2 separate regions of the Homo sapiens genome follow, and region 1 is linked to region 2. A link is a contact called in ENCODE Hi-C data. All regions are on one chromosome and are shown on one strand. Each heading gives the region's core, a stretch centred on a gene start or an enhancer-like site at or near the end of the contact. The rest is flanking DNA. Distances are from core to core; before and after follow the strand shown. Region 1 has its middle 160 kb from the start of SIM1-AS1. Region 2 has its middle 47 kb from the start of SIM1-AS1.

Region 1 (2,700 bases), core at 19-2,518, 120 kb before region 2:
AAAGAAACTATGGACTGGAAAGTGTATATACTTTAGATGATGTTCAGAGTGTAATAGATTCTAATGATCTATGTTTGTCAAGTCACTTAACGATTTTGTTTTTGTCCCAAGTGAAATAGTCACAAATCCCCAAATGAATTACTGAATGTGAACAAATTTCTTTTTTGCCTGTTATCATTCGCTTCCTCTTCTCAGTTCTTCCTGCACACCAGCATGTTACTAAATCAGGCACAGTGATAAGCAAGAAGCTTGCCCTCCATTGGTTTCTATCTTAAATAATTACAATCATTATCATCTAGAGCCATACAGCTGGTTCTTGTGGAGAAATGTTTATGATGCTATCTTCAAATTAATAACACTACAGAAGGAGAAGGGTAGAATAATGTCAGAGGCATTAATCAGTAACACTCCAATAAGTGGTTTATAGCATTATAGTCACCTGACTTGCATTTATGAGATGCGGGATATTCTTTTAACTGCTCTGTTTGAGGTTTTTGATGAACATAAGATTAATTAGAAGAGATTTTACTGCTGGTTCAAAGTATGTTGTTCCTCATCATGAATGTAATCATTGATGACTGAAATAACTCATTTTGTAGCAAAATCATATCATTTTGTAGCATGATATGATACACCATATCATATGGTGTAATGATTTAAAAAAGCATTATTTTATCATTACACCATATGCCACTGTAGTTGAGGCTTCGTCAGATTCCAAAGATACGTCATTTATCACAGAACTTCACCCTGAGGTAAACTGTGAGTTGAGATTCTATCAACAATAAACGTGATGACTTCATCGTTTCATTTAAAGAGAAGTAAGCTCTGTGACTGTATATTGCTAGCTTCCTGTACTTTATGCTTCTGTAGGCACAGAAAGTATTTTAAAACGTAGAATGGGGCTTTTCACACAAAGGAGTAACACAAAGGAATAGATCTGAAAGGACTGTCATCTGCGATCACTTCCTACCATCAGTTTTAAGTCAAATGGAAAAAGAGTTCTCATAAAAATGTCACTAGGTACTCTCAATGGCACTGAATTAGCTATTTGGGTACGGAAACGGATGTATTAAAGTATAAAAATTGAAACCCACCAAACGTGTATCAAGTAGGGGAAAATCTGCCTGCGCCCCTAGTGCCCAAAACACTTAACCCTGAAGTACCAGGTGTCCCCAACCGCGGGCAAACCCAATCTTGGTTCACTTTGGCGTCTCGGAACTGACAGGGCTCCGTCAGATCTTCCGTTTCCCTCCTGCGCGTCCGTGATATTGATTGACAGCCTCTCCCCTCCCACCCTCCCTGGCGGCCCAGCCAGGCAGGCTGTTTTGTCAGCTGCTCCGCCCAGGCCGGACGAGGCCGCAGCCTGCCAGCCGGCTCCGGCCTCCACACCGCGGGAGCACGCCCCGCCTCGGCCTCGCCGCCGCTCGGGCTGACACTCTGCCTCCGGGCCCGGGGAGACCTTTCCATCTGCAAATAACACTGGAGAATTCAGACTAATCGGTTCAGCTTCCCTGAGGCAAAGGGGAAAAAAAAATGTTTCTTCAAAGGAAAAGGATTAAGAGGGAAAGTGAGCAAAGGCTTGCCTGGTCTCCACTTAGGGAATCTGAAAGAGCACAATCAATTGAACAAATGCTTCACCTAATCATGGGGAAAGCAGGGTTGGAGAGGAGCTCTGTTTTGTGGGGTTTTGCTCTTGTAAGGTCACTTATGGAATCAGCTAATGGAAACAAGTTCTAAAGACTTAGACGGTGGAGAACATTTTCTTCACTCCACATTGTATTAGGTTGGTGCAAAAGTAATTGCTGTTTTTGCATTACTTTTTAAAAAATGGCAAAAACTGCAATTACTTTTGCACTAACCTGTCTTGTAATTTTTTGTTTTTCTCAAAAGGGTACTTTACTAGCCACAGTTCTTCATCCTGCACGCGCACACACACACACACACACACACACACACATCTATTGTTTATTCTGCTATTGAAGCAGTTACATAACAGGTTACCTGCAAAATGGGAGCTGGAAAAACATACATAGTTTTAATAAAGATCAAGCGACATTAGAGTCTATCATGGAAGAGCTCGATATATCCAAACTGGGAAACTATGAATCAAAATTTCATTAGAGAAATATTAGTGACTATTCTGACTTTTTTTTGTTTTTCCCTTTTTGATATTAGCCAGCTCTTCCTAAAAGTCTCTAGGCTGTTTCATCTGGAGTTCCCAAGCCCTCTTTCTCATTCATGATATCTACTTGGAAATTAGGTGTCTCAGTACAGCTGCTTGCTAATTGTAATTTAATTTGAATCTCACTTAAGAAAGCATTTTCTTTGGAGGGGGAGAAATCTTCAAGGAAAAAAATACTTTCAGGTCTTGATTTGTATAACTAACCCTTGCACTTGGTAGGTCATTAGATCTCACTAGTTTGTAATGCAATCAGAGTCAGCATTCTGCTCTTAAGGGCTACTCGGTAATTTGCTTGTTAATATATTAGCACACAGCATTGATCAAATGGCTAATCCAATCACACGCTTGTAATCGATCTCTTATTGATTACCTAGTCTGGTGATCACTTTTGTTGGGTTCAGTCAATAGTAAATGCCAAGTAGCCTTTCACACACCTAATTAGCTTATGAAATAAACCAAACATTTTGCTTGGCCCTGAAGGCAAAGATCAATGGAAAGCTTTGGGGCTGAATTCA
Region 2 (2,700 bases), core at 120-2,619:
TTTGGAACCCCAGAGCCCATCAAATACTTTGGCAGGAGGAATAAATTCCCTCAGCTGTGTACCAAACTAGGTGACACCTCATCAACTGATGACGATCCCATGAGACATACAGTCAGAGGACTCACTGGTTAAAAATGAAGAGAGAGCAGATAGAAAAGGAAAAGGGAAAGGCTGAGCCGCAGAAATGTGCAACCAGTAGAGCTGCCATGTTATTCTGGAAGATGTTCCAGTCTTCACTGGAACTCCAAACCTTCGCCTGGCTCTCCAAACCTGAGGCAGCTTCTTGGCTTCCTTACTTTCTCATGGATCCTTAGAAACCCCCCACCATCTGAAGTCACAGAATTTGTTGTTCCTTGAAACTTGAAAAAGCCAACACACTGATTTTATGAAGTGAAATGTCATTAAACATTCTCTGGATTAATCGACAAAATCACATCTTTTTTCCCTTCTAAATGAGAAAGACAAAGGAAAAATAATAAAGATGGAATACTTTAGTATTAGGAGGAAATCATTTTATTTTCCTGAGCAGAATTATGTTTTCAATTATCACAGGGTTGAAAAATCTTCAGACTAGAAAAGAAAAAGTACTTTCAGTTTTCCCTCTTTCCCACCCTAATTAAATAAAATATATGTGCAAGGGACAGAGTAACACAATGTTTGCCATAAATGAACCAAGCACACGACGTCTATGCAATTTAATAGATTGTTCAGTTCCATTTAGGTCACATTAGACTTTCATTTAAAATGCATCACGTTTTATTTATTATTTACAATTATACCACTAAATGCTGCTAAATGTACCAAGTCTAGATGGTGCCTGTAGCATGCAAGGGTCTGGGCCCAAAAACCAGGGTCACATAGACCTGGAAAGTGAGGCTTAATATCCACTGGCTTACAGAGTGAATGTTACTTTTCCAACACTATCCACTCTCTGAAACTGTGTTAGGATGAGAGAGTTAACTCCATTTTGTGAAACCATGTTTCAGGTTAAAGTCACCTTTAACAGTTTGCTGCCCCAGCAGGGGAATAAATAAATATAAGTAAATAAGAAAGAGGCATCTTGCAGCTTAAAAAAAAAAAAAATTACACATTCCTCGTGTATGTTTTTCTTCATTTCTAATGAGTTGTATGTGTATTTGGAATGGGTGAAAAATGAATCAGGAAGCAATGGTTCTTGCTATAAAGGAAGAAAAACATCACTTCCTATTGTGCCAGTTTCTAACAGATAATTAATCTATATATGTTGTTGCCACTTAGTAGTCTGTCTGACCCCAGGACAGCAGGCAGAGTCAATATCTCTCTCTCTCTCTCTCTCTCACACACACACACACACACACCCCACACACCAAAACTCTCTCTCTGTGTCACATACACCTGCGTGTACTAAGGTCTTAAGTGTCATTAGTAACAAACACAGTCTCTGTTTAAAGATGATAACTCAGTTATTCCAAGATAGGAAGCTCTCTCTTACCCTCAACACCTGCATAAAAGTGCCAGGGTATTTAAAACAAGTTGCCTGGTATTTATTTCCAAATACCAACAGTATTACTGCTGCAGCTAGATAAATACCACATGACATGAGGGATAACAAACATTCTGCCATGGCCCTAGATAGATCTGAGTTTACAAAGATTAAGGCAGACAACACTGAGAAACTCAGGGCAAGCAAAGAAACTAAAGATATGACTTTCTCTCAACGGTGTTAAAAGCTATGGAAAATTTAAAAAATAAGCTTCATAGAAAGCTTTGTAAAAATAACCTGGAGAAAGTACAAATATAAATATCAGCATTAAATTAAAGATACCTGGAAGTGGGTGTTGACTCAGACAATGCAAAATTTTGAAACTAGGACTTGAGACCAGTCCTTAGAAGGATATTAAATTGGCAGCAACAGGAATGGGCACATCACTCACAAACTTTGAAAAGTTAAAAATACTCTCCTCAAGTAAAGTGATTTTTATTAAAGTTCAAAAAGCAGGACTTAAAGTTTCTCTTCTCACATTGTTCTCAAGGGTATTCTTCAGCTTTCACTTTCTTCTTGCCCAAAGGCAAAGATGACATAGCTGTGTCTTTACGAATTTTCATCCACTCTTATAAGAAAACTGAGACATACCAACACTTTCAAAACATTTAAAGATAGTTTTCTTTGAATCTGTGTGACCAGGAAATCCAAAATAATACATTGACTCAAAGTCTTGCAATGTTTTGATTCATATCCAAGATCTACACAAAGAACAGCTTTCATTCTTTGAACAAATATTTTCTGAATGTCTACCATATGCCAGGCTCAGCACTGGGCACTGGAAACTTAACAACGGTATAGGAGGCATCCACTAAGTATTTTTTGTCCTCATTTGAACCAAAATTAGGATGAAATGGGGCAAAAGATGTGAGTTAGTAACTCTTCATTAAAGACTATTTTTAGTATTGTTTTAACTTTTAAATAATTTTATTTTTTAATTGATGCATAATAGATGTACATATTTTGATGATACAAGTGACAATTTATACATTCATGTAATTTGTAAAAATCAAATCAGTATAACTGGGATATATATCACTTTAAATATTTGTCTGTTCTTTATGCTAGAAACATGCAAATTATTCTCTTCTACCTATTTTGAAATATACAATAGATTATTGTATGTAGTCATTAAACTGATCTCTCAAACTCTAGGCTTTATTTCTTCTATCTAATTG

Evidence for each region. Hi-C counts contacts between places; a loop is a spot of excess contacts on that map. Pooled maps may share reads with other maps.
Region 1: a loop to region 2 is called in a map of endothelial cell of umbilical vein, with 2.0 times the contacts of the local background. The contact joins two enhancer-like sites. A Hi-C loop is called at or near these places in 2 of 168 maps with a recorded cell type or tissue (breast epithelium and endothelial cell of umbilical vein) and 4 of 50 pooled maps.

What each region holds. Positions count from the first base shown.
Region 1 is chr6:100,227,768-100,230,467 of GRCh38, forward strand. No RefSeq gene overlaps it. Among named protein-coding and RNA genes, the nearest start is that of SIM1-AS1, 160 kb to the right of the region's middle. RefSeq lists a silencer at 1,401-1,490. Within about 2 kb of position 1,269, at least 11 of the 41 ENCODE cell types and tissues checked have a DNase peak (open chromatin) inside an H3K27ac peak, as active enhancers do; they include endothelial cell of umbilical vein, where a contact is called at or near this core.
Region 2 is chr6:100,344,887-100,347,586 of GRCh38, forward strand. No RefSeq gene overlaps it. Among named protein-coding and RNA genes, the nearest start is that of SIM1-AS1, 47 kb to the right of the region's middle. Within about 2 kb of position 1,370, at least 2 of the 41 ENCODE cell types and tissues checked have a DNase peak (open chromatin) inside an H3K27ac peak, as active enhancers do; they include endothelial cell of umbilical vein, where a contact is called at or near this core.